Regions from separate parts of the Homo sapiens genome. Here all the other regions are linked to region 2. A link is a loop called in an ENCODE intact Hi-C map of the cell type or tissue named here. Cell type or tissue: adrenal gland. All regions are shown on one strand. Links, peaks and the distances in the headings refer to the core of each region. The heading gives the core; the rest is flanking DNA. Region 1 overlaps ABCC6 (ATP binding cassette subfamily C member 6). Region 2 holds the start of LOC124903651 (a long non-coding RNA gene). Region 3 overlaps MYH11 (myosin heavy chain 11).

Region 1 (6,652 bases), core at 1,653-6,652, 430 kb after region 2:
GAGCTTCCCGAGTAGCTGGGATTACAGGCGCCCGCCACCACGCCCGGCTAAATTTTGTATTTTTTGTGGAGGCAGGGTTATGCCATGTTGGCCAGGCTGGTTTTGAACTCCTGACCTCAGGTGATCTGCCTGCCTCGGCCTCCCAAAGTGCTGGGATTACAGGTGTGGCCTCCCAAAGTGCTGGGATTACAGGTGTCAGCCACTGTGCCCAGCCTAGAATGTTTTAGAGGAGTCCACGCAGGAGGCTGAAGAAACAGCCCAGGTGACAGACGGACACTGGGACAGCTGGGCCAAGAGAGGAAATAAGTTCCTTCCCTCCATCCCCCATCTCTCCCTCTCTCTTTCCCGCCTTTTCTTTCCTTCCTTCCCTATCTCCTTTCTTCCTCTTTCCTTTGCTTTCTTCCCTCTTTCCTTTTATTTCCTTCCCTCCCTCCCCCCTTTCTTCCTTCTCTCCCTCATTCCTTCTCTTCCGCCCTCAATTCTTTCCTTCCCTCCTTCCCTCTGTCCTTCCTCCCCTTTCCTATCTTTCCTTCCCTCCCTCCTTTTCTCTCCTTCCCCTCCCTCCTTCCTCTCCTCCTTTCCTTCTTCCCTCCCTCCTTTCTTCCATAGTTCACAAACACTTACTGAGAACCTTCTGCCTGCCAAGCACTAACTAGATGCCGAGTTGGCCACAATCAGTGGCCTGTGCTGTTGCAAAGCTTCCAGTTAAGGAAAACAAGGCAATCAACCCTGCCGGGTGCTTCCTGTAGGACCCTGTAGGTTGTGGGAAGTGCTGTGGGGGGAAAAAAGCAAAAACAATCCCAGGGCAGGCAAAGGAGAGGCTGCTGCTGGGAGGGGAGGGATGGACGTGCCATTTCCTTGCTGGAGGGTGGTGAGGGAAGCCGCCCTGACTGCAGGGAGGTGACAGAGGATCTTCGGGAGTGAGGGTGATCCAGGTGGAGGGAACAGCTAAAGCGAAGGCCTGCAGGGATGTGTGAGATCGGGCAGGTTTGAGGATGGGAGATGTGTGGGGAAAGGCAGGGAAGGAGGGGAGATGGGTAGAAGGTGAGGTTGGAAGCAATAAGGCCAGCTCAGGGCGGGCCTGGTGGGCCACTGTGGGGTCTTTGGCTCAGTCTGAGGAAAATGGGGCCGCTGTGGGTCTGAGTAGAGGAGGGGTACAACGTATTTGGTTTGCATAGGTCTCCTCTGGCTGGGAGTGGAGAGAGGCTGAGGGCAGAGGCGGGGAGTGAGCCAGGGGCTTGCTGCTGTGACCTGGGTTAGAGATCATGGGGTTCGGAGAGCCTATGCTGGGAAGTGTGACATTTTGGATGCATTTTGAAGGTGATGCCAAGCAAATCTGCTGACAGATGGGATGTGAGAGAAAAAGGCATTGAACTGACCCAGGGCCTGTGGCCTGAACATTGGAGGGACGGAGCCACTGTCCATTGAGAGGATAGGGGGAGGGGGTGCAGGTCTGAGTGATGGGCAGCTCACAGACGACAAGAACAAAGCCAGACCCGTGGGCTCGCACTCAGCTCTCCCCTCCGCATCTCCCACACCAGGACCTGTGGCTTCCTCCCTACTTCCTGCCTGGTCCGTCCCTTTCCCAAAAGCCAAACCTGATGGTGGTTCCTTTTCTTGGAGATGAAGAAATTCAGAGGGAGGAGGCTCAGGAAGACAGCGATGGCAGTGAGGGCGGAGGGCCCCAGGAGCTGGGGATAGAAGGGGCAGGATGTCAGGAGATCCCGAGGAGCCCAGCTCTCAGAGGCACGTGAACCAGAGCAACTCCATCTTGAATAGGGACTGGGTAAAATGAGGCTGAGACCTACTGGGCTGCATTCCCAGACGGTTAGGGTATTGTAAGTCACAGGATGAGATAGGAGGTCGGCACAAGATACAGGTCACAAAGACCTTCCTGATAAAACAGGTTGCAGTAAAGAAGGCGGCCAAATCCCACCAAAACCAAGATGGCTACGAGAGTGACCTCCCGTCATCCTCACTGCTACACTCCACCAGCGCCATGACAGTTTACAAATGCCATGGCAACATCAGGAAGTTACCCTATATGGTCTAAGAAGGAAAGGCATGAATAATCCACCCCTTGTTTAGCATATCATCAAGAAATAACCATAAAAATGGGCAACCAGCAGCCCTCTGGGTTGCTCTCTCTATGGAGTAGCCATTCTTTTAGATCTTTACTTTACTAAAAAACTTGCTTTTGGCCGGGCACGGTGGATCATGCCTGTAATACCAGCACTTTGGGAGGCCGGAGGCGGGCAGATCACCTGAGGTCAGGAGTTTGAGACCAGCCTGGCCAACATAGTGAAACACAGTCTCTACTAAAAATATAAAAACTAGCCAGGTGTGGTGGTGGGCACCTGTGATCCCAGCTACTCGAGAGGCTGAGGCAGGAGAATAGCTTGAACCCAGGAGGCGGAGCTTACAGTGAGCCACGATCGCACCACTGCACTCCAGCCTGGGTGGCAGAGTGAGACTCCGTCTCAAAAAACAAACAAACAAACACTTGCTTTCACTTTATGGACTCGCCCTGAATTCTTTCTTGCACGAGATCCAAGAACCCTCTTTTGGGATCTGGATCAGGACCCCTTTTCTGTAACACAGCTGCAGACCCCGAAGGTGGTCAGACTTGGGTCCTAAGATGGGGATGTCAGGGAATCTGATAAGGGCAGCCACCAGGTCCCAGGGATCTGTGCTCATGGGGTCTGCTGTGTCAGGAGATGCCTGCTGAAGGTGGGGTCCTTCAATGTCAGGGAGGGAAACAGCCCTCTTACACGATAGGGAGAGAGTTATATTCAAGACAGATTGTGCACACACACGAGTGGGACTGGGGGGTGTTCCCAGCCACAACAGTAAAGTTGAGACCTATGGAATCAGGGGACCTGGTTCAAATCCTGACCCTGAGAGTTTTGAGTGTGGCCTTGGGGCAAGTCATCTCCCTTAGGTGCAATTCTCTTGTCTGCAAAATGGGAATAGAGTTGTTCTCATTTGGCATTTTCTCTTATTGCGTTTAATTATTTTCCTAATCTTCATTTCATCCCTCGCAAGGGTTGTCAGATTTAGTAAATCATCATACAGAATGCCCAGTTACATTTGAAGATAAAGAGTGAATAAGGTTTTAGTCTAAGTCTCGTGAAATATTTGGGACATACACTGAGAAATTCTTCCGTTTGTCTGAAACTCACACTTCACTGAATGTCCTGTGTTTTCTCTGGCAACCCTGCTCCCCCACCAACGTGGTGATTTTGGGATGGTTATCTTCCCCCTCTCGGCTTTGGTTTCTATATCTGGAAAATGTGGAAGTGGGGGGTAGAATAAATGATTTTTAAGTTGCTGTGACTTTCTGAGATTTCTGCACAGGTTATTTGGACCCATTCTCTTGACAAGCCCCACCCCAACTCCAGTCTGTGTGCCTCAGTTTCCCGTCTCAGTCCTTAGGAACACTATGTTTATTTATTTATTTATTTGTTTGTTTATTTTGAGATGGATTCTTGTTCTGTGACCCAGGCTGGAGTGCAGTCTCATGATCTTGGCTCACTGCAACCTCTGCTTCCCAAGCGATTCTCCTGTCTCAGCCTCCTGAGTAGCTGGGATTACAGGCATGTGTCACTCGGCTAATTTTTGTATTTTTAGTAGAGATGGGGTTTCACCACGTTGCCCAGGCTGGTCTCGAACTCCTGGCCTCAAGTGATCCACCCACCTCAGCCTCCCAAAGTGCTGATATTACAGGTTTGAGCCACCCCACCTGGCCTGGGAACACTATTTTCTAACATTGGGCCAGTTTGTTTCATTTATGCGGCAATGGCGCTACCTAGTGGCTCAATGGAGAAGGGCGCAGAGGGTAAACACCAGCCCACAGCAGGGCTTGGAAAAACACTCAAGGAATGTGAGCAGAAGATGAACATCTCTGTCTGGGGGAAAAATGGTATCATTAAACTGTAGCAACCTCAGTGTCCACTCCTCCTTCACCAAGACCTCACGGTGATGTTAGGAACTGTCTACCAAGAGGCAGGAAAAGTACACAAGCAAAGTAACATGGTGCATTATCTATGGATATCTTGTTGGTCTCATCTAATTTTTTTTTTTTTTTTTTTTTTTTTTTTAGAAGGAGTCTCACTCTGTCGTCCAGGCTGCAGTGCAGTGATGTGATCTCAGCTCACTGCAACCTCCACCTCCCGGGTTCAAGTGATTCTCCTGCCTCAGCCTCTCTAGTAGCTGGGATTACAGGCACATGCCACCATGCCCGGCTAATTTTTATATTTTCAGTAGAGACAGGGTTTTGCCATGTTGGCCAGGCTGGTCTTGAACTCCTGACCTCAAGTGTTCTGCCGGCCTTCACCTCCCAAAGTGCTGGGATTACAGGCGTGAGCCACCGTGCCCCGCCTGGTCTCATCTGATTTTTAGCAACGGTGGGGTCAACCTGATCAATTGCCCTGAATTTTCCCATGTTCTTCCTCTCTCCCTCTCTTTCTTCCTAATGATGACATTTATGTACTGCACATGAAGCCCTGTCTGAGTGCCTTATGTTGTAATTGCTAAGCACCTGCCTATTGTTTGCAAGGCCCTGGAATACAAGGTGAAGACACTGGAAAAAGTCCTGGCCCCTAGCCTTAGCAAAAACAATCATATGCATGAGCATTCGAGTTTTTTTTGGAATATTCAGCAATTACAATCAAAATGCCATTAACAGTTTTTACAAGGCCAGGCACAGTGGCTCATGCCCGTAATCCCAGCACTTTGGGAGGCTGAGGTGGGCAGATCACCTGAGGTCAGGAGTTCAGGACCAGCCCAGCCAACATGGTGAAACCCAGTTTCTACTAAAAATACAAAAATTAGCCAGATGTTGTGGTGCACGCCTGTAATCCCAGCTACTCAGGAGGCTGAGGCTGGATAATTGCTTGAACCTGGGAGGTGGAGGTTGCAGTGAGCCGAAGTTGTGCCATTGCACCAAAGCCTGGGCAACACAGTGAGACTCTGTCTCAAAAAAAAAAAAAAAATCAAAAGGATACTATTTCACGACATATGAAAATGATATGCACTTCAAATGTCAGCATCCATAAATAGAGTTTTATTGGAGGAATACCATGCCTGTTTGCTTAGTATGGTCTACAGCCACTTCTGCACTCCAAGGGCAGAGATGAATATTTGCAGGAGAGATGGTGTGGCCTCCAGTGTAAAAAGCATCTACTGTCTTATCCTTTATGGAAAAGTAACTAATGATAATATTACAAATACCTACAGGGTGCAGTTGTGTGCCCGGCACCCTTTTAAGTGCTTTCTACATATGGGCTCGTTTAATGCCTCAGCCCCTCTGGGGCAGGAGTGCTACTGTTAATTATGATCCTCACGTTGGAGACAAGAACAGGAGGCACAGAGAGAGTAGGGTCCTTGCACACAGATTCACAACTGATAAGTGGTCAGAAGGAGGATTTGAGCCTAGGCAGTTCCCGATACAGAGTCTAATTTTATTTTTACTTTTATTTATTTGTTGGAGACAGAGTCTCACTCTGTCACCCAGGCTGGAGTGCAGTGGCATTATCTCAGCTCACTGCAACTTCCACCTCCAAGGCTCAAGCGATTCTCCTGCCTCAGCCTCCTGAGTGGATGGGGTTATAGGCACCCACCACTATGCCCGGCTAATTTTTGTATCTTTCAGTAGAGACGGGGTTGGCCAGGCTGGTCTGGAACTCCTGGCCTCAAGTGATCCACCTACCTCACCCCCCAAATTGCTGAGATTATAGGCATGAGCCACTGTGCCTGGCCCAGAGTCTGATTTTAATTTAAAAAAAGAAAATCCTATACCACAACGTTAAAGGAATGAAGTTGGAAAGTAAATGTTTTGTTTGTTTTGTTTGGTTGTTTCCTGATGGCTACTTTGTGTTTTTTGAACACTAAGTAGCAATTTTTCCCCCTAAAATGTTCTCCTCTTGTGTTTTGTGGACAGTGGCTATGGTGGTGCCTCAGGGTTACTGGTAACTTCAAAACATGGTTAACTTGCCTACTGGGTACCCTAATAGCACATGGGGAAGTATCAACGTCATCATCATCATCTTTCTACAGAGGAAACTGAGGCCCAGAGAGGGTGAACTTCCTGCCCAAGGTCAAGTGAAGGTCATCCTTATTGAGGACTTTTCCCATCGTATCAGACAATAGTAGGCAAATTGAGACAGGATTGGAGGAGGAGGAGAAGGAGGAGATGGGGGTGGAAGGGGAGGAGAAAAAGGAGGAGAGGAAGAAGAAAGGGAAGAGAAGGAGAGGGAAGAGCAGAGGGAAGAGAGGGAGGACGGTAGAGGAGAAGAAGGGAGAAGGGAAGAAGTGGGAGGGAAGATGACAGGGAGCAGAAAGGAAGAAGAAGGTGGAGCAGGAGAGAGGAAGAGGAGGAGGAGGGGGAAGGAGGAAAAGGAAGGGGTGCAGGAAGAGGAGGGGGTGCGTGGGCAGAAGGTGGGAGAGATGCAGGAGGAGGGAGGGTGCAGGGAGGGGTGCAAGAGGAGGGGGGCAGGAGGAGGAGGCTGGGGCAGAGGGAGAGGGGAGGAAGCCTTATGAGCTTCTACACCAGGAATGGAATCCAGGGTGATGAAGGCAGAACAAGGGTAAAACCTTTCATGTGCCTCTCTGACACCAACCTGGTTCTCCCACAGCCTCAGACTTGCCCTAA
Region 2 (11,159 bases), core at 3,265-8,264:
GTAGCTGGGACTACAGGCGCCTGCCACGGCGCCCGGCTGATTTTTTCTATTTTTAGTAGAGGCGGGGTTTCACCGTGTTAGCCAGGATGGTCTCCATCTCCTGACCTCGTGATCCGCCCGCCTCGGCCTCCCAAAGTGCTGGGATTACAGGCATGAGCCACCGCGCCCGGCCGAGTTCATAATTCTTGCAAATGAATTTGTTGCTTGACTTGAATTCACCTAGGGTTCCTGTTAGAAAAGTTTTTTTTGGAGACAGGGTCTCACTCTGTTATCCAGGCTGGAATGCAGTGGCGCAATCTCGGCTTACAGCAACCTCTGCCTCCAGGGCTCAAGCAATCCTCCCACCTCAGCCTCCCAAATAGCTGGGACCACAGGCGTGCACCACCAGGCCCGGCTAATTAGTAGAAACCCTGTCTCTACTGAAAATACAAAAGTTAGGTGGGCGTGGTGGTGCACGCCTGTAGTCTCAGCCACTTGGGAGGCTGAGGCGGGAGGATCACTTGAGGCAGGGAGGTGGAGGTTGCAGTGAGGCAAGATTGTGCCACTGCACTCCAGCCTGGGCAACAGAGTCAGACCATGTCATAAAAAAAAAAAAAAAAAAAAAAAAAGCAATGGCAGAGAAGGAAAGGGAAGGGAAAGAGGGTAGGGAAGAAAAAAAGGAAGAAAAAAGAGGATGGAAGGAAGGCAGAAATTAAAGAAAATACCTTTGATATGAAAATGTGGGTTAATGGAAATTGTAAGAGTTCACAAGGATTCAGCTTACAGCCTTTCAGGACTGGGTGATGGATTGGGTGGGGGAATGCTATGTGCATGGGGAGAGTGTGGGGTCCACGTCGGCTCCACAGAGGCCACACACGTGTACAAGGTGTGACGGAGCCCCGCACGCCCACGTGCCCCTCACCGGTCGCTCGATGAGCTCGATGCAGGGCTGTAGGTCCAGCCCAAAGTCGATGAAGTTCCACTCGATGCCCTCGCGCTGGTACTCCTCCTGCTCCAGGATGAACATGGTGTGGTTGAAGAGCTGCTGCAGCTTCTCGTTGGTGTAGTTGATGCACAGCTGCTCGAAGGAGTTCACCTGAGCACATGGCGTGGGGGCGGGGCGTGAGCATCTTGGTATGAAGTCAGAAGACAAGGAGCCCCACAGAAGCTCCACCCGACAGCGCCCCCATGGCCCGCCCACATCCTGTTCTGCCATCCCAGCACCCAGACAGGGCTGAGGCCCCAAAACATGCTGCCTAGAGTCCACCAGGGCTGGTGAAGTTGATATCACATGGCCCTCACACACCTTAAAGATGCTTATCTCCTCCATCTGCACAACCATCTATGGATGGACAAACCTCGTAAGGCACGCTACTGCATGTACAGATGTGGAAACATTTTACAGATGTGAAAACAGAGGCGCAGAGAGAAAGTGACTCGGTAGTACACTTCTTTCGGGACATCTATCAATCTTAAAACCTCCTGGCTGGGTGTAGTGCTCATGATTGTAATCCCAGCACTTAGGGAGGCCAAGGCGGGAGGATCACTTGAGGTCAGGAGTTTGCGACCAGCCTGGCAAGCATAGCGAAACCTCTCTCCACTAAAAATACAAAAATTGGCCAAGCACAGTGGCTCATACCTGTAATCCCAGCACTTTGGGAGGCCGAGGCTGGTGGATCATTTGAGATCAGGAGTTTGAGACTAGCCTGGCCAACAGGGTGAAACTCTGTCTCTACCAAAAAAAAAAAAAAAAGTAGCCAGGCATGGTGGCACTAATCCCAGCTACTCGAGAGGCTGAGGCAGGAGAATCACTTGAACCTGGGAGGCGGAGGTTGCGGTGAGCCAAGATTGCACTACTGCACTCCGGCCTGGGCAACAGAGCGAGACTCTGTCTAAAAAAAAAAAAAAAATTAGCTGGGCACAGTGGTACACTCCTGTAGTCCCAGCTACTCAGGAGGCTGAGACAAGAGAATTGCTTGAACCCAGGAGGCGGAGGCAGCAGTGAGACAAAATTGTGACACTGCATTCCAGTCTGGGCGACAGAGCAAGACTCTGTCTCAAAAAAAAAAAAACAAGACAAGACAAAAAAAAAACCTTCCCTTTCTCTGAGAACTTTCTTCAAACCCATGGGTAAAGGATCCAATATCCATGTTTCTACTACATGAGGTATTGCAAGCTCCTGCAAACAGTTCTTGGCTTGGAGGTGACCATGTAGCCCAATTCAGGTGAGTAAGAGTCAGTGAGACTTAATTCCAAGATTTTGGTTGGAACTGTTAGAAAAGAGATATGTGCTTTTTTTTTTTTTTTTTTTTTACCAGGATTACTGAGAGGCAGTCTGGAGCTGTGGCAGCCATCTTGCCCCCGTGAGGGGAGAGCCTGCTTGAGAATGGAGCCAATATGGAGGAAGGCAGAGAGAGAGAGAGAACGATGGCGGGAGATCAGACCCTGCCTACGGGATCCAGCTACATGTCTGGCCTTCTCAGTTCCAGAAACCAATGCATTTCCTGTTGGATTTCTGTCTCTTATACCCTCAATGATCCACCCTTAACTAGACAGCCTCCTACCCTACAGTAGCCATCTACATGCCTTTCTCCAAAATCATGACTCCTCCAAGAAAAAGCCCATCTCAGACAACCAAGACCATGGCTCTTAGGATCCCACCGAGCTGTACCTCAAAGATCTCAAATCCAGCTATATCCAGGATCCCCAGGAAGGAAGCCCCTTGCCGATGGGTCTTGTCCAGGGCTTTGTTCACGCGGGTGAGTATCCAGCGGAAAAGGCGCTCATATGTTGCCTTGGCCAAAGCCTCTACAGCAAAGTCAGCCTGCAGAGGGCAACCAGGGGAACCCGGTTATTCTCAATGGGCTCCATTTTCACATAAGCCAGGCTGGTGGTGAAGATTTTTATTCTTGGCCGGGTGCAGTGACTCACACTGTAATCCCAGCACTTTGGGAGGCCGAGGCAGGTGGGTCACTTGAGGTCGGGAGTTCAAGACCAGCCTGACCAACAAGGCAAAAACCCTTCTCTACTAAAAATACAAAAATTAGCCAGGCGTTGTGGTGCATGCCTGTAGTCCCAGCTGCTTGGGGGACTGAGGCAGGAGAATCGTTTGAATCTGGGAGGCAGAGGCTACAGTGAGCTGCGATGGCACCACTGCACCCCCCCCTGGGCAACAGAGCAAGGCTCTGGCTCAAAAACAAAAAACAAACAAACAAACAAAACCTGACATGGGACTGTGAATATTCTAGTATTGAATAAATGAGGGATAAAGAGATGGATGGGTGGATGCATGGACAGATGAATGAATGAATGAATGAATGGAATGACAGCTGGATGGGTGATGGATGGACGGACAGATGGACAGATGGCTGGGTCATGGATGGATGGACAGATGGATGAGTGAGGGATGGAGAGATGATGGGTGAGCAGATAGATGGGCAGATGAATGGATGGATGGATGGATGGATGAACAGACAGATGAATGAGTGGGTAGAAAGATGGATGGATGGACAGATGCAGAGGCAGACCATGGGTGAATGGATTAATGAATACATGAATGAGTGAACAGGTGGATAGATGGATGAATGGATGGATGGGTGGGTGCATGGATGGATAAGTGATAAGTACATCATTACCTGTTCTTTTGTCTGAGCTTTCTGTACCACATCTCGCCCAACCTTGATACGAGGAGTGAGGATGGATCTGGTGAAATCTGTCACATTAATTCCCATGAGGTGGCAAACTTTCTGAGCAGCTGGATGGAGAAAAGAAACATCGTGAGTGCATCACAAAAGAAATAGCTTGGCAAGAAGACACATCGCATGGGATATTTGTGATCTGTGAATACAGCGGGTTCTCTTGGGGAAATGGGACCCGCTGACCATGAATATAGCTTGAAGTGTCCTAAAGGCTGCTGTCATTAGTGGTCACACTCCCCAGTATTTTGCTGAGAGGCAATGATTGGGGTGGGCTGAAGCAGGCCCCAGTTGGGGGTTTAGGGTCAGGTAGTTCTAGTTTCAAGTCCCTGTCCCTTCACACTTCCAAGTCATGTGACTTTGGAAAAGCTCTTTACCCTCCCAGCATCTTGCTTTTCTCAGCTTTAAAAAGGGTCAGCTCTTCGGTACCTTGTTGGTACCCAGGACTAAATAAGGTAAAGTATGTAAAGTCCCTGAGATAGATAGATTTATTTATTTATTTATTTGTTTATTTATTTATTTATTTTTGGAGACAGAGTCTCGCTCTGTCGCCCAGGCTGGAGTGCAGTGGCGCGATCTCAGCTCACTGCAACCTCCGCCTTCCGGGTTCAAGCAATTCTCCTGCCTCAGCCTCCCGAGTAGCTGGCATTATAGGTGCCTGCCACCACACCCAGCTAATTTCTTTTGTATTTTAGTTGAGATGGAGTTACACCGTGTTGCCCAGGCTGGTCTCGAAGTCCTGAACTCAGGCAATCCGCCCACCTCGGCCTCCCTAAGTGCTGGGATTACAGGCGTGAGCCACTGGCCCTTGAGATTTATTTAACAGTTACTTAGTAAGTATTAAATAGTTATTAATAGTAACATTTATTGAACAGTTACTGTTCAATAAATATTTCTTTCACCCTTCTAGGATATGTGTTGCAGCATTGTTTGCAATAGCAAAATGCTAGAGTCAACCTAAATGCTCTTCTTTTATTTTGAGATGCAGTCTTCCTGTCGCCCGGGCTGAAGTGCAGTGGTGTGACCACGAGCTGGTCCCTTAACATGAAAATAGCATTACATGCTGCTTTGCATGTGCAAGGCAGAGTAAATAGAGTGATTTTAGGATTTTTTTTTCCCCATCTCTTGGCAAGAGCACTTTTTCATTTCTCTTTCCCTGAGGTCTTTCCTTGGCATCCGGATTCCATTAATTTGCCAGATTTAGGGACTCTAATACATAACAAACACCTGAGAATGAAACTGCCACTGCAAAATTATAACTGAGACACTGAACAAGATCTGACCTAACGGACTCCACCTTGCTTCTAACCTCCAAGCTCCACTGAACCATTTGTGGGTGTAAGCCGAATTAACTTGGCAGGAACTTAGTTTATAGTTTATTTTTTATGTTTTGGACACAGAGTCTCACTCTGTTACCCAGGCTGGAGTGCAGTGGCACAATCTCGGCGCACTGCAATCTCCGCCTCCTGCGTTCAAGCAGTTCTCCTGCCTCAGCCTCCTGAGTAGCTGGGATTACAGGCGCCTGCCACTACGCCTGGCTAATTTTTGTATTTTTAGTAGAGATGGGGTTTCACCATGTTGGCGAGGCTGGTCTTGAACTCCTGACTTCAAGTGATCCACCTGCCTGGGCCTCCCAAAATCCTAGGATTACAGGCATGAGCCACCACGCCTAGCCTCTTAGTTTATAGTTTAAAACACAAGAACCCTTTCCCAAAACAAACCCCCTTCTTGCCTGGAGACTAGACTGCCTTTGTAGGAATAACAAATTAGCCCAAAGGTTTGAAATTATGGTTTAGGAGTCCTGTAACTGGAGGCTACAAGAGTCTGACCCTCCCTAAATTGCTCCTGGGGATAACATCACTATTGTAAAACCTAAGACCAGTACTTGAGATATTTTTGCGGACCCTGGCACCAGGTGGATCAGCTGACACCACCCAGATCGAGAAACTGGCTCATCTGATCTTATGGCCTCTGTCCAGGAACTGACTCAGGGCAAGAGGACAGCTTCGACTCCCTGTAATTTCATCTCTGACCCAACCAATCAGCACCCCCAACTCACTGGCCTCCCCCTAACCACATTATGCTTAAAAACTCTGATCCACGAATGCTCAAGGAGATTGATTTGAGTAATAATAAAACTCTGTTCTCCCATGCAGCCGGCTCTGCGTGAGTTACTCTTACTCTATCGCAATTCCCCTGTCTTGATTAATTGGCTCTGTCTAGGCTGTGGGCAAGGTAAACCCAGTAAGCGGTTGCAACAGGTTTGATCAAGGTGGGCTCTAGGGAGCGGGAAAAAGCAACACAATATACAGCCTGGGCTGGGAAATAAGAAACCTAAGTTTTGCTCTCAGCTCAGCCACCAACAAGCATAGTGGTAGCCAGGCCAGCTTCTCAAAACACAAAATACTGTTTATTTGTGGGTAGGTTTATCAGATTTAGGGGGAAAATTACAGGATGCTCAGTTAAACCTGAATTTCAGATAAACAAGAATACTCTTTTGGTATAATCACGGTCCAAATGTTACAAGGGACATAATTAAAATTTAAAAAAAGGTTTGTTGTTTACCTAAAATTGAAATTTATCTGGACATCCTGTATTTTATCTGGCACCCCTAATTCTCAGGGCAATTGAGGTCTGTCTCCCCAAGACGACCACAGATACCGTAAGAAGAGCTATTCTTGTGTCATTTCCTGCTGTATCCCAGTGGCATATTGCAGGGGCTTGAGAAATATTTCTTTAACAAAACAATTAAGTGGGGTATTTTAGAAGAGATGGTCCCTCGGGATCTTGTCTGGTCACTATTAGGGGTAGGACGTGATGACTCTTGCCTGTAATCCCAGCATTTTGGGAGGCCAAGGTGGGAGGATCACTTGAGCTCAGGAGTTCAAGATCAGCTTGGGCAACACAGCGAGACCTCGTCTCTATTAAAACTTGTAAAATTTTGTATTTAAAAAAAAGAACAAATAAATAAAACTATTAGGTTTGTTTTTTTTTAATCCCTGCGCTCTGATTCAATAACTTTCCACATAGGGTCTTGAGCACTGAAAAGTTTGAAAAAGTGAGTGATAAGAACCTAGTCCAACTGTTGTTAAAATCCCAGATACCTTCACCTTGAAAAATAACCAGTGGTTAAATGTCACCTCCCCCACCCCCCCAACCCCAAAGTCATTGGTCATCAGGAAAAAGTGGCAAGTACCTGTGTTATCTGGCATGGACGCCTGGTCTGTGTTTCTTTCCTTCTTGAAGACGATATTTCCAAGCTGCAGGACCGATGATACCACCTTCAATATGGCTGAGGTGGGGAGAGAAGGGCAGAGCAGACACAAAGGTCAATGCCAAGGTACCCTGGAGTTTTGGAGCCTAAAGCCACTGGGGACCCAGAGCCAGCTTACATCTTTCCTCTGAAGAAACTAGATTCTGAGCTCAATATTTTCATATGGTTGCTTAAAACCTTGCATTACAATGGAATGCCACGCAGCAGGGACTGGCAAATTACAGCCCATGGACCAAATCTGGCCCACTGCTTGCTATTATACATAAAGTTTTAGTGGAAAACAGCTATACTCATTCATTTACATATTGTCTGTAACTATTTGCATGCTACACTGGCAGAGTTAATGAGTTGCAACAAAGATCGTCTGGCCTACAAAGGCTAAAGAATTTACTATCTGACCCTTTACAGAAAAATGTGTTAGCAACCCCTGCCACAGAACAGTGAGAATGAATGAGCTACAACTACCACAAATCAAAACTGATGTATTGGGGCCAGCATAGTGACTCATGCCTGCGACCCCAGCACTTTGGGAGGCTGAGGTGGGAGAACTGCTTGAAGCCAGGAGCTTGATACAGCCTGGGCAATGTAGGGAGATCCTGTCTCTAAAACAAAAAAAAAACCCTGACATATCTTCCAGACACAAATACCGAACAAAAGAGGACAGATGGAAACAAGAACATACTGTCTAAGTCCATATATAGACCGTCCATTCAAGAAGAGGCAAAACTAATCGATGCTGTTAGAAGTCAGGATAATGATTATCCTTAATTGAGGGAAGTTCTTAGAAGGTGCATGTGGGAGCTTCCATGGGGCTGGTGGCATTGTCTTATTTAAAATGGATTCTAGTTACACAGACGTGTTCAGTTTATAATAATTCTTTGCACTGCACGCTATGGCATACACAATTTTCTCCATGTAAATCATATGTCAATAAAAGGATTTTTGAAATAAAAACCCTGTGCTTCTTACATACTCTTCTGGGTGTAACAGATGCCCATGTTGGGATGAAGAAGATATACATTTGTTTCCACTTGTTGTCCAGGTGTCTCCAAACAAAAACGCTGTGTTCCCAGAATACTTGGAACCTTTCTGACTCCATACTCAGGCCATGTTACTGTTAAAATAGTTTCTATGTCTGAAATCCCCATAAGACCATGAGTTTCTGGAGAGTGGAGGGCCTGCCCTAATCATCTTTGAATTTCCAAAGCCTATTCCAAGGTCCTGATACACATGGGAGGGAGGGAGAGAGATGGATGGATGGTAGGTGGAAGGTGGATGGATGGATGAATGAATAAATGGATAGAGGATGGGTTCATGGATGAATGGACGGATGGATGGATGGGTGGGTAGATGAATGGGTGAATGATGGACGGATGAGTAGAGGATAGATGGATGAATAGAGGATGGATTGATGGATGAATAATTCATGGATAGAGGATAGACGGATGATGGATGGATGGATAGAGGATAGATGGATAGATGGAATGGACAGAGGATTGATGGATAGACGATGGATAGATGGATGGAGAATTGATGGAGGAATGGATACAGCATTGATGGATGGATGATGGATGGATGAATGGATGGATGGACAGATGATGGATGGATGGTAGATGGATGAATGGATGGATGATGATTAATGCAAATTCTTGGCTTAGCTTAACTCAGGTACAAATCACCCAGAGTTCTGGCTTCAAATCAGTCACTATGTTCCAGGAACAAAGCCTAGAGATCCCAGACTTCTCTGGTTCCTCAGGCCAAACCAGACATTACAAGGCCCTTCACAACAGCTATTCTCACGCCATGGGGTCCCTGGCCCAGCTCAGCAAAAGGACCCAGCTGCTGACCACCCATCCATTTGCTCCCACTTACTATGGTAGAAAGCCTTCTCCCCAAAATGAATGAAGCTGCTGTTGACAGGGCTTGGAAACACACTTCCTTTTAACCATAACATCTATGAAAGAGTCTTTGTAAACTATGAAGAGTTGCACTCACAGTTTTAAAAGTGTCAATTTAAACTAAAGATTCCTGAAATGCCTGCACAGCCCAGGCGAGCCGGCCAACTCAGGGTTTCTCAATCTTGTCACTGCAGAAATTGGGGGCCAGATAATTCTCTATTGTGGGGAGCTGTCCTGGGTATCATGGGAAGTTTAGTAGCATCCCTGGCCTCTAACCACTAGATGTCAGTGGTGGTTACCCTGACAGAGTTGTGACAACCACAAATGTCACCAGATACTACTCAATGTCCCCTGGGAGGCAAACTCACCTCTGGCAGAGAACCACTGGTCTAAATGAACAAAGCCAACTAATGAGGACTGTGGGGACCCAAGGAGGCCACAAACCCATCTGAAGGGGCCAGCAGCTACTCCGTCATTGCCACAGGGGATATAAGCCAAGTGTTGCTGGAACTTCTGATTTTTCTAGATAATGGAAACCCAGAGTTTTTATGTGAAGTGTACCCATGTTTTTTGGTGTGTGTGTGTGTGTGTGTGTGTGTGTGTGTGTGTGTGTGTGTGAGACTGAGTCTTGCTGTCACCCAGGTTGGAGTGCATTGGTGCAATCTCGGCTCACTGCAACCTCTGCGCTTCCCAGGTTCAGGGGAATTCTCCTGCCTCAGCCTCCAGAGTAGCTGGGATTACAGGCGTGTGCCACCACACCCGGCTAATTTTTCTATTTTTAGTAGAGACGGAGTTTCACCATGTTGGCCAGGCTGGTCTCAAACTCCTGACTTCAAGTGATCCATGTGCCTTGGCCTCCCATAGGGTTGGGATTATAGGCCACAGTGCCCGGCCTACCCATATTTAAACTTTAGGAACCAATTTCTAAAAATTTTGAAGGTTGTAGTGGCCGATCTCTCCTGTGGGCTCAGGAACCATTGGTTTGCACTTTCTGGTATAGTTAAATGTAATTCCAGAAATGACAAAAGAATGCCACCACTCCCAGGCCATAAGAGATGAACCTTGGGGCAGAATTAGCAGACAGCAAAGAAGTAAACCAGTGAGGAGACACAACACAGCAAGGGTGGTGACGGCTGGCAGCATCCTGGTGTGCTGGTGCAAAGCACGCGCTCTGCAGTTAGAGAGTCCTGAGTTCAAATCCCAGCTTTGCTTCTTATAAATCTCATTATCTCTGAATTTCCAAATCCTAGTTCCGGGTCCAGATACACATGGGGAGGGAGGGAGATGGATGGATGGCAGATGGAGGGTGAATGGATGGATGAATGTATAAATGTATAGAGGATGGGTTCATGGATGGATGGGTGGGTAGATGGATGGACGGATGGGTGATGGATGGATGGGTGATGGAAGGATGAGTAGAGGATAGATGGATGATAGAGGATGGATTGATGGATGAATCATGGATGAATAGAGGATAGAGACTCTACATGAGTCTCAATAAGTCCCATGAGCCTCAGTTTCCCTATCTGCAAAACGGAGATGGTAACAGTAGTACCTGCTTCGTGAAGTTTAGGTCTTGTAAGATGCTGAGCAAGGGCCTGGCCTAGTAGGTGATAAAGAGTGGAAGCCACCTATATTAGGTTGAATGTTGGTCTTTCTAAAATATGTCCACCTGGAACCTGTGAATGTGGCCTAATTTGGGGGGTTACATTTATTTTTTTTTCCTTTTTGTGGATACCGGGGTCTCACTATATTGCCCAGGCAGGTCTCGAACTCCTGGGCTCAAGCTATCCTCCCGCCTCTGCCTCCCTGAGAGCTGGGACTACAGGCGTGAACCACCGCGCCCAGCCTGAACGTGGCCTATTTTGGAAAAAATCGGTCTTCGCAGATGGAATCAAGTACAAGATCTCAAGATGAGATCATCTTGGATTAACCTGGTGGGCCCTACATTTAATGTCAAGTGTCTTTATGATGGACAGAAGAGAAGACCCACAGAGTAGAATGCCACATGAAGGATGAGGCAGAGACTGGAGTGAGACAAGCCAAGGAAAAGCCAGGAACAGCCAGAGCCACCAGAAGCCAGGACAGAGGCAAGGAACAGATCTCCCTCAGTGCCTCCAGGAGGAACAACCCCTGCCAACATCTTGTCTTTTAAAAAAAAAAAAATTTTTTTTTTTTAAATTTTTAGTAGAGAAGGGGTCTTGCTATGTTGCTCAGGCTGGTCTTGAACTCCTGGCCTCAAACGATCCTCTTGCCTTGGCCTCCCAAAGTGCTGGGATTACAGGCATGAGCCATTATGCCCGGCTCCTGCCG
Region 3 (11,159 bases), core at 2,434-7,433, 60 kb after region 2:
TAAATATCAGCTTCTCTTCCCATACCCTCAAGGGGCTTGGCTTCCACTTGGGAGGGTGCCATGTTGTGAAGTATCTCTTAGAAAGTCCCTCCCATTTTCCCAACTCCTGTGAGGCAGCAAAGGGCTGAGCTCTGGCTCTGAGCTCCCTGCCACAGTATACTAGTCAACCCCTCTAAACCAGCTCCTGCCACACTCATCATACCCATTCTCACCCCTACATTTATGCTTTTATTATTCTTGGCTAGAAAGCCATCCCTGCCCCCTTCTCTCACCTTAGCAAACCATTCTTCGAGGCTTATAAAGCCCCACCTCTCTCAAATAACCCACCCCATCCATCCTGACCCTGGTAGGTTCTTTTCTATAAATAACTCTAATAATTCATTGATTCAACAAATACTGAGCAGCTACTATGTGCCAGGCACCAGAAAATGTGCTGGAGATACAATGATGCACATGCAAGAAGGATGGAGTTTATAGGTCCTCAGGAACTTACTGTCTATGTGACACAACTGCAATGCTTCATCTTATATTCAGTGCATGTGTGTTACCCATCCCTCCTCAATCCCGCCTTTTCACACCCCATCTTTTCCATGAAGAACTCAAGGAAGAAGCCACATGTGCTAGCTTTCTCTCTCCACCTTCATGGTAAGCTTAGTGTGGATCGCAGCCCAGTGACTTAACAGAATGAGATCGTGCCATTTATCAATGGAGTCAACACACTGGGCCTACGTGTTTCTTCACAAAAACCAATTTCCTACTTGGGAATGGAGAAAAAATTAAGCAGGTGAACGGAATTCTTCCCAAGCTTAAATTTTTCTCCATTATTTTTGACATTCTTTTTATTTTTTATTTATTTATTTATTTTGAGATGGAGTCTCGCTTTGTTGCCCAGGCTAGAGTGCAGTGGCGTGATCTCGGCTCACTGCAAGCTCCGCCTCTTGGGTTCACACCATTCTCCTGCCTCAGCACCCCCTGAGTAGCTGGGACTACAGGCGCCTGCCACTGTGCCTGGCTAGTTTTTTTTGTATTTTTAGTAGAGACGGAGATTCACCACGTTAGCCAGGATGGTCTCGATCTCCTGATCTCATGATCCCCCCACCTTGGCCTCCCAAAGTGCTGGGATTACAGGCGTTAGCCACCGTGCCCGATTCTTTTTATTTTTGGAGTCCGCCATCAATGATTTGCCAGAAAGCACCAGGTCATGCCAAAATAGACGAGGGCATAGCAGGTGTTGGTTAACATTTAAATTAAGTAAAGAGTTTATCTTTTATGGATGTGCATATTCACGGTTTTCATTTTCTTTCTTTCTTTCGTGACAGGGTCTTACTCTGTTGCCAAGGCTGGAGTACCATAGCACGATCATAGCACACTGCATTCTTGAAGTCCTGGGCTCAAGCCATCCTCCTGCCTCAGCCTCCAGAGTAGCTAGGACTACAGACTCACGCACTGTGGCCAGCTAATTATTTTTTTGTAGAGACAAGAGCTCACTATGTTGGCCAGGCTGGTCTCTAACTCCTGGCCTCAAGTGATCCTCCTGCCTTGGCCTCCCAAAGTGCTAGGACTGAAGACATGCTGCTGTGCTCAATCATGATAGTCATTTCCTATTGGAGCTTACTATGTGTCAAGTGAGCATTTCTAAGTAGTTTCAAGAGAGCTGACTATGCAATTTTGTGTTAAAACCTAGAGACCATGAGGAATCAAATATATGAACACAGGGTGTCCTTGTCAATTACAACATTGCCTCACAGTTAAGAGGTGGTCTAGCGCAGGCATCTCAAACCACCGACTGGTACTGCACAGCAGGAGGTGAGTAGTGGGCTTCATCTGTATTTACAGCCACTCCCTATCACTCCAATTACTGCCTGAGCTCTGCTTCCTCTCAGATCAGAGGCGGCATTAGACTCTTATAGAACCACCAACCCTACTGTGAACTGCACATAAGAGGGATCCAGGCTGTGTGCTCCTTATGAGAATCTAATGCCTGATGATCTGTCACTGTCTCCCATCACCCCCAGATGGGACCGTCTAGTTGCAGGAAAACAAGCTCAGGGCTCCCACTGATTCTACATGATGGTGAGTTGTATAATGATTTCATTATATATGACAATGTAATCATAGAAATAAAGTGCACAATAAATGTAATGCGCTCGAATCATCCCGAACCATCTCTCCCCTGCGGTCCATGGAAAAACTGACTTCTATGAAACTGGTCCCTGGTGTCAAAAAGGTTGGGGACTGCTGGTCTAGGAAAGCAAAAGTCCCCACAACACAAAAGTATTCTTCAATGACTACAAGAGCGATCAAACTCCACCGAAACCTCCTTCTCCGACGATTCAGTGGCTTCACCTTGCCAATTATTGGGTATCAATAGCCACCATCATGATATGAACACAAAACAAAGTGGCAGTTCTGGAAAACAAGGTGCAGTGACTGGCAAAGTCAGTGGCCTTGGAAAGGCCAAAAAAAAGATTCAGGGGCCAAGTGTGGTGGTGCACACCTGTAATCCCACCACTTTGGGAGGCCGAGGTGGGAGGATCACCTGAGGCCAGGAGTTCAAGACCAGTCTGACCAACATGGTAAAGCCCCATCTCTACTAAAAATACAAAATTAGCCTGGTGTGATGGTGCATGCCTGTAATCCCAGCACTATGGGAGGCTGAGGCGGGCAGATCACAATGTCAGGAGATCGAGACCATCCTGGGTAACATGGTGAAACCCCATCTCTACTAAAAATACAAAATTAGCCGGGTGTGGTGGCACATGCCTATAATCCCAGTTACTTGGGAGGCTGAGGCAGTAGAATCGCTTGAACCCAGGAGGTGGAGGTTGCAGTGAGCTGAGATCACACCATTGCACTCCAACCTGGGCACCAAGAGGGAAACTCCATCCGGAAAAAAAAAAAAAAAAAGAAAGAAAGAAAGACAAAAGAAAGAAAAAGATTCAGGGCAATTCACAGCTGAATGAACGCTAAGACCACAGGGGCTTTGAGAGACTTAAACACTAAAGAAGTAAAAGAAGCCCTTAGGAAAACTGGTGACCCATCAAATAAATCTGTAAGAATGATCCTTTTTAGCTCGGGCTGCAGAAGTCAAGCATGACATGAAGATGTCGTTTTATGCTCACATGATTTCATCCCTCAGCCCAGAAAAAGTTACAGAAAAAAACCCCACACCCACTCTTAATTCATTTTATACTGAATCTACAAATTAGCACCTACTTGTAATTAAAATAAAATTCTTATTACATGTAAGCTGAAATTAACCTATTTTTATAATTTGCAATGTTGGTTTTCTTTTCTTTTCTTTTGAGACAAGGTCTGGCTCTCTCACCCAGGCTGGAATGCAGTGGCGTGATCTCGGCTCACTGCAACCTCCACTTCCTGGTCTCAAGCGATCCTCCCACCTCAGCCTCCCAAGAAGTGGGACTACAGGTATGTGCTACCACACCAAAGTAATTTTTGTATTTTTTGTAGAGACAGGGTTTCGCCATATTGCCCAGGCTGGTCTCGAACTCATGACCTCGAGCAATCCACCCATCTGGGCTTCCCAAAGTGCCAGGATTACAGGCGTGAGCCACTGTGCCTGGCCTGCAATGTCATTTTTCAAGCTCAGTCAAATATTTTGCCCACTCTCTTTCCCTCCTCCACACACATACTATCTACAGTGAAACTTTGGTCTCTGTTTTAAGTGATCTTTTTCTGGAACGAATTATCTTCAGATAGTAAAAATTTCCTTCATTTCATGCCATTTAGTTCAGTTAGTGTAATGAAAGGTCACGTAACAAAATGTTAATGGTGATGAGTTTTGGATGATAGAATCATAGGTGCCAGCAAGTTCTCTTTTACTTAAATATATGTTTAAGTTTTTCTAGAATGAATATACAATATTAAAGACTTTTTCAAGTTACAAATAAATTTTTTCAGAGCACTGTAGAAATGCTTACCCATCTGTCGCTCCCCCTCCTTCTCCTTTGCTAACAGAATTTTCTTTCTTTTTGGTATTTAGATTAAAATGTGCTTAGTGGGACCTCAGCTCCAGAAAAGAACCAGGAATTGCTGGGTATGGTGGCTTATGCCTGTAATCCCAGCACTTTGGGAGGCCGAGGCGGGTGGATCATGAGGTCAGGAGATCGAGACCATCCTGGCTAACAAGGTGAAACCCCGTCTCTACTAAAAATACAAAAAATTAGCCGGGCGCGGTGGCGGGCGCCTGTAGTCCCAGCTACTCGGGAGGCTGAGGCAGGAGAATGGCGTGAACCCGGGAAGCGGAGCTTGCAGTGAGCCGAGATTGCGCCACTGCAGTCCGCAGTCCGGCCTGGGCGACAGAGCGAGACTCCGTCTCAAAAAAAAAAAAAAGACAGATACCTGACTCCAGGAGCCATCACTTTACAACCTGAGATTACAGCTCCAAGATTGCCTTTGCAAGGCTCCACCTGCTGGTCTTTGGAGGTAATGGCAGGCCCTGCCTAGAAGGGCCAAGATTCTGGTCCTACCTGTGGAGTCTGGCTCACTGTCAGAAAGTTGGGGCACTTATACCTGAGTCCCTCTATCTTGGGGGCGGGGTCGTGGCATCTCTCAGGCACACCTGGATTCCGGCCTCAAGAACTTCCAGAATTGGGCTCCTCTCAACTCCCAACTCAGATCCCTGGGTTCCCACCTGTTGGTGCCCTTTCAGAGGGGGTGTGAGTTTTCGAGTTTCTTGTACTCTTCGCCTGACCTGGTACACTTGTTTGCATTAACTGCCTAGTCCCTCTGTTTGACTTGGGGGTGGCTATTTCAGGGGCTCCAAAGTGTTCTAAATAGAAGGTGAGAAGGCCTGGGTGCAGTGGCTCATGCCTATAATCCCAGAACTTTGGGAGGCCAAAGTGGGAGGATCGCCTGAGGCCAAGAGTTTGAGACCAACCAGTATAGCAAGATCCTGTCACTTCCAAAAACAAAACAAAACAAAACAAAAACAAAACAAAAAAACCCACCTTTTTAAAATTAGCTTGACATGACAGTCCACACCTATAGTCCCAGCTACTTGGGAGGCTGAGGCAGGAGAATTGCTTGAGCCCAGGAGGCGGAGGTTGCAGGGAGCCGAGATGGCACCACTGCACTTCAGCCTGGGCGAGAAAGTGAGACCCTGTCTCAAAAATAATAAAACAATAGTAAAAATAATAACGTATAAACATGAAAGTAATAGGCACAAGTCTTAAGTTTGGAAAAACCAGCATTAACAATCTTCACAAGAAGCTACAAGATAGAGACTATCACCCCTTTTGACAAATGAGGAAACTGAGGCTGAAGAGGAAAAGATATTTACCCACAGTCCCACAGGGGTTGAGGGACAGGTAGGTGTCAACACAGACCACAATGGCTCAGCCCCAGGGCTGTTCCCCACCCTCTTTCCATCCTTTGCAGACAGCTGGCCCGACGGGGACCTTGGGCAGCGAGCCCCGGAGCTGGAGCTGGAGCGGGCCCATGCCCGTATTTGCCCAAGCTCTTGGCTCTCCCTCACCCTCCCAGGCTGCAAACACAGATGTTCCTTTTGCTTTTTCCCTTTTTCAGCCACAGTAACTCCTGGTCCCTCGCAGTGCCTGCCAAACTCCACATTCCTGGCAAGAACTGCAGACAAGCAGGACAGGAGGGGCTCCCTGGAGCTGGCCCCGTGCAGCCCTGAGTTCACTCACCTTGAAGCATGCTCCGGTAGGCCGTGTCTGCGATGGCGTAGATGTGAGGCGGCATCTCGTGCCTCTTCTTGCCCTTGTACATGTCGACGATCTTCTCCGAGTAGATGGGCAGGTGTTTATAGGGGTTGACCACCACGCAGAAGAGGCCAGAGTACGTCTGCAGACAGAGAACCCAGCTTACTTCCAGACCTCCTCCAGGGTAGACAGATTGCACAGAAGCACTCAATATTCTCATGTTAGAGATGGGGAAACTGGAGCTTGGAGTCTTAGTGGAAACCCTGGGCCTCACTGATATTCCAGGTACGTGGGAAGAGGAGAAAGGGCGAGAGTGGGTTTCCAAGCTGCCTATGTTTTATTTTGCAACTGTGGGGGGTTTTGTGTTTGTTTTGAGATGGGGTCTCACTCTGTCACCTAGGCTGGAGTGCGGTGGTGTGAACGTGACTCACTGAAACCTTGACCTTTCTGGACTCAGGTGATCCTCCTACCTCAGCCTCCTGAGTAGCCAGGACTACAGGCGGGCGCCACCAGGCCTGGCTGATGTTTATATTTTCTGTAGAGACATGGGTTTCACTGTGTTGCTCAGGCTGGTCTCAAATTCCTGGGCTCAAGCAATTCTCTCATTTCAGCCTCCCAAAGCACTGGGATTATAGTTGTGAGCCATTGCACCTGGCCAAACTGTGGAGTTTTGAAGAGCTCTGGGTTCAAATCTCAGCTCCACTCCTCCGACCTGCCACTTTACCTCCCCGGACCTCACTGGCTTAAATAACAGCCACCGTTCATTGAGCACTTACTATGTGTTGGGCACCGAACTAAGCACTACGCAGGATCTTTTTTGGATGCTGACAATCATATTAAATGCTCATCATTTAACAGGTGGCACAGAAAATGAACAGTGTGCTTAAGATATTAACTCAGGAACATTTAATAAAGAAAGTGTTTACAGATATGTGTGCAGAATTAAAGAAACCCAACCAGTGACGGGAGCAGTTAAGTCTGAAGAGCAAGAACAGAAGAGAATGTTGTTTACTTTTTTTTTTTTTTGAGACAGGGTCTTGCTCTGTCGCCCAGGCTGCAGTGTAGTGGGGTGATCTTGGCTCACTACAACCTTGAGTTTCTGGGCTTAAGTGATCCTCTCGCCTCAGCCTCCCAAGTAGGTGGTACCACAGGTGTGCACAACCATGCCCAGGTAATTTTTATTTTGTTTTTTGTAGAGACAGGGTTTCACCATATTGCCCAGGCTGGTCTCGAACTCCTGAGCTGAGGTGATGCGCCAGTCTCAGCCTCCCAAAGTGCTGGGATTACAGGTGGGAACCACCGCACTCAGCCAGAGAGGGAATGTCGTTAACTGAACATTGGAGGCATAGAAAGCCACACACCCCTAAAAAGGGGCTGTCCAGAGGGATCCGCAGTCATACAGAAACACAGCTGCCAAAACTGTGGTCCAGGAGGGAGGGAGGAAAAGGTAATAATCCTCCAAGCTCTCTCTCCTCCCACCACCCTCTGATCTCTTTCTGGGACCTCCCAATGTCCATATCTAAGAAGAAACCCCAGTGACTCAGTCTCTAGAAGATGGCAGAGGCATCTCCTCGTGGCATCTTCACAACTACTCAGTAACAGTGATTTCCCCACCGCCTGTTTGACAGGAGGGCAAAGTGAGGCATGGTGAGGTTGTCACCAGGTTACACAGCTGGAGGGAAGTTGGGAACTAGAACTCCTGTTTACCCCACAGCGCCTGCTCCTGATCATTAATACCTTCCCCATCTGCAAAACAGAGACCAACACTGACATGAGCTCTCCAATGTGGATGAAGCTTGAAAATATGCCTAGTGAAAGAAGCCAGGCACGAAAAGTCACGTACTCTATCATCTCATTTATGTGAAGTGTCTAGAGTAGGCAAAGCCATGGAGACAGAAAACAGACTTGTGGTTCCCAGAGGCTGGAAAGAGGTGGGAAATGAGGAGGAACTGCTCATGGGTATAAGGTTTCCTTTTGAGGCTATAAAAATGCTCTGGGGCCAAGTGTAGTGGCTCATGCCTGTAATCCCAGCACTTTGGGAGGCCAAGGTGGGAGGATTGCTTCAGGCTAAGTGTTTGAGACCAGCTCAGGCAACAACAGCCGGACCCCCTCTCTACAAAAAAAAAAAAAAAAAAAAAATAGCTGGCCATGGTGGTGATCACCTGTAGTCCCAGCTACTTGGGAGGCTGAGTCAGGAGGATTGCTTGATCCCAGGAGCTCAAGGTAATAGTGAGCTATGATTGTACCATTGCACTCTAGCCCCTGGGTGACAGAGCAAGACCCTGTCTTGAAATTGATAGCTGTACAACATTGTGAATGCACTTAATGGCACTGTTTTCTTTAAAATGTTTAAAATGGTAAATTTTATGTCATATGCACTTTACCATTTAAAAAATAGCAGTCCTCTCCTACTGGGTGAATAGGAGCATCTGAAAATAATCAGATCAGGGACGGAGGAGTCAAGGCACAAGGCGAGTCCCGCCATGCTGTACGTGGTAAGGCACTATTGTCATGATTTTTCCTTACTGGATACTAGATTTTCCCATGGTTGAGGTCACAGTTCAGGAGACAGGCTCCAACCCGTCTCACAGGAACTGCTTTCCCCAAACGATAAACATCAGTACTGCCCAAGACTCTGATGGCCATAAAGCGTATCCTCTTCCCTGCAAGTGACTTAGGGAGAACCACAGATCCATCTCTCAGTTACAGCTAGGGTGAACCAAGCAACAGAGGGTTAAGTGACTTGACCGAGGTCACCAAAGAAGATCCTGGCAGCACCAAGCCCAGCCTGGCCCGCCCCCAGGTATGAGCATGGTCCATTATGCTATCCAGCCTAGGCCCATCCAACAGAAACAGAAACTACTGATCGTTCGTTCATTCATTCATTCATTCATTCATTCATTCATTCATTCTGTACGTCCCAGATGCCATGCAAAAGGTGCTGGGACTACATTAGAACATTAAAAAAACACAGGATCCCAGCCCTCAAGGGCCTTTTAGTCAAGGGCTGGAGCCAATTAGAGAGTGGGAAAGTCTGGCTGGGTGTGGTGGCTCACAACTGTAATCCCAGCACTTTGGGAGGTCAAGGCAGGAAGATTGCTTGAGCCCAGAAGTCTGAGACCAGCTTGGGCAGCACAGTGAGACCCCCATCTCTATAAGAAATTTAAAAATTAGCTGGGCATGGTGGCATTCACCTGTAGTCCCAGCCACTTGGGAGGCTGAGGTGGGAGGTTTGCTTAAGCCTGGGAGGTTGAGGTTGCAGTAAGCCGTGATTGTGCCATGCACTCCAGCCTGTGTGACACGGTGAGACCTTGTCTCAAAAAAGAAAAAGAAAGAAAAAGAGAGAGTGGGAAGGTCCTTCCAGGGCTCAGTCCACTCAGGGACAATGGTATGTAATGTCTGGGGGTGCTGCAGAGGAATATTCTTTGAAGGTACAGGATTGTTGGGCGCAGTGGTTCACACCTATGATCCCAGTACTTTGGGAGACCAAGGAGGGCAGATTGCTCACACTCAGGAGTTCAAGACCAACCTAGGCAACACAGTGAGACCCTGTTTCTACCAAAAATACAAAAAATTAGCAGGGCATGGTGGCACATGCCTGTAGTCCCAGCTACTCGGCAGGCTGAGGCAGGAGAATCACTTGAACCTGGGAGGTGGAGGGAGGTTGTAGTGAGCCAAGGTGGTGCCATTGCACTCCAGCCTGGGTGACAGAGGGAGAACCCATCTCAAAAAAAAAAAAAAAAAAAAAAAAAAGGAAACAGGATTGATGGAGACGGAGGTTCTCACCATCCCCTAAAAGGAGAATGAATGAGTCAACATATGCCTGTCTAAATAGCCATCAACCATTTACTGAGCACCTACTATATACCACATCTGTGTCAGAGGCTGGAGATAAAGAAATCAATGATAGCTCCTGCCCTTAAAGAACTTAAATCAGAGGGGGAGACAAGTACATTAAAACACGTCGTAAGAACAGAGAATGATAGGAACAAGGAAGGGAAGGCCCTAACCCACATTGGGGGTGGTCAGGGAAACCTCCAGGTGGGGAGGTATTCCCTGCACTGAGTCTTAAAGGACAACAAGGTGTTAACCAGCTCAAGACAAAGCAGGGACATGGGCAGAAAAACAGGACACGGGGTCCGTGGGGGTGAACTATAAGCAGCTTGGTATAAGCGGCTCCATCGGACCGAAATGGAGAAGCAAAGCAAGGGTTAGAGGTAAGCGGGGCCCAGGAGCAACATCCAGCCTGGTGGGGCTGGGAGTGGGGGGCTGCCTGCCTGGACACCCCTCTTCCCCATTCCATCACCCAGGACCCTCCCACCCATCCTGCAAACACCAGCTGCAAGTGCCTTGAGTCCGGGGAACCCCCTTTCTCCTCTTCAGTCCCAGCACAGGCCTTGGTATAGAATAGGTGCTAACTAAATGCTTGCTAAATGCATGCCAGGGGAATAAATTAATGATACAGCTTCCTGGGAGCAGGGACAGCCTGACTTCACCTCCGTGACCTGGGGGCCTTGCACGGCGGCAGTAGGTACTCAGTGGACTACACTGAGCCAGGCCAGGGGCTATTTCCTGTTCAATCAGTGTCCCCTGTCCCCAGGACAAGCCTCCCAAAGAGAAGAGCCCAGTCTGTGGTCACCTGAACAAAGGTCAATCAAGCCCCACCCTCCTTCAGGCCTCGACTCCATCTCCAGCTCCTCTGGGGCCATGTCCACTGCCACGCCCCTTTTGAATGTAGGTATCATTTACAGCCCAACCTGTCCTCACTCAAGCCCTTGACCTGGAGGCAGTAAAGGGCAGTGGCTAAGGGCTCAGAACTGGGTATGGGGTACTTGAATTTGAACCTTCACTTTGCTACTTCTTCGCTGTGTGACCCTGGGCAAGTCCCTTAACCTCTCTGAGTCTCACTTATCCTCATCTACAAAACAGGGAGGCATACGAACAAGCCCTTCATAGATGTGCTGCGAGATAATGCTCGAAAAGCATTTAGCATGGCGGCTGGTATGTAGTAGGTGCTCAATCAATGTTATTTAGTGACTCTTACTATGCTCCCTTCATTTCACGAGAGGGAAGTCTTGCCACCTTAGAGCCTTCAATATGCTGTTCTCTCCACTTGGAACACTTTTCCCCTCATCTTCCCACAGCTGGTTCCCTCTCCTCTTTTAGAGCTCTGCCTAAATGTTACCTCCTGGACTGTGACCCACACACTACTGTATCTCCTGCACCCCGCACAGTGCCAGGGACAGGGTAGACACTCAGTCAGCTGTAATCCCAGCACTTCGGGTGGCCAAGGAGGTCAGATCACTTGAGGTCAGGAGTTCGAGACCAGCCTGGCCAACATGGCAAAACCCCGTCTCTACTAAAAATACAAAAATTAGCCAGGCATGATGGCAGGCGCCTGTAATCCCAGCTAGTCGGGAGGCCGAGGTAGGAGAATCACTTGAACCCAGGAGGTGGAGGTTATAGTGAGCTGAG

The links. Hi-C counts contacts between places; a loop is a spot of excess contacts. Peaks named below come from ENCODE experiments on the same cell type or tissue, not always from the same donor. Only the 100,000 strongest peaks of a DNase experiment are listed, where the experiment ranks them.
Region 1: it touches region 2 in a loop (3-fold over the local background); 52 of 110 quality-filtered maps call a loop at or near these places.
Region 3: it touches region 2 in a loop (2.4-fold over the local background); 60 of 110 quality-filtered maps call a loop at or near these places.

The regions. Positions count from the first base shown.
Region 1 is chr16:16,191,232-16,197,883 of GRCh38, forward strand. ABCC6 (ATP binding cassette subfamily C member 6) reads right to left here. Exons shown (of 31, transcript NM_001171.6): 11 at 1,599-1,691. Among named protein-coding and RNA genes, the nearest start is that of ABCC6, 29 kb to the right of the region's middle. In adrenal gland, for the core only: a CTCF peak has its summit at 3,809 (motif pointing left); a DNase peak (open chromatin) is centred at 3,830.
Region 2 is chr16:15,756,926-15,768,084 of GRCh38, forward strand. It overlaps MYH11 (myosin heavy chain 11), which reads right to left. Exons shown (of 41, transcript NM_002474.3): 10 at 6,871-6,966; 11 at 3,615-3,733; 12 at 2,651-2,803; 13 at 902-1,075. It overlaps LOC124903651 (a long non-coding RNA gene), which reads left to right and starts at 4,411. Exons shown (of 2, transcript XR_007065005.1): 1 at 4,411-4,507; 2 at 4,657-5,825. LOC124903650 (a long non-coding RNA gene) reads left to right here and starts at 2,010. Exons shown (of 2, transcript XR_007065004.1): 1 at 2,010-2,204; 2 at 2,298-2,802. RefSeq lists enhancers at 243-876, 877-1,510 and a silencer at 8,987-9,281. In adrenal gland, for the core only: no CTCF peak of the experiment used is centred there; no DNase peak of the experiment used is centred there.
Region 3 is chr16:15,817,586-15,828,744 of GRCh38, forward strand. It overlaps MYH11 (myosin heavy chain 11), which reads right to left. Exons shown (of 41, transcript NM_002474.3): 3 at 5,670-5,826. Among named protein-coding and RNA genes, the nearest start is that of MYH11, 34 kb to the right of the region's middle. In adrenal gland, for the core only: a CTCF peak has its summit at 4,447 (motif pointing left); a DNase peak (open chromatin) is centred at 4,506.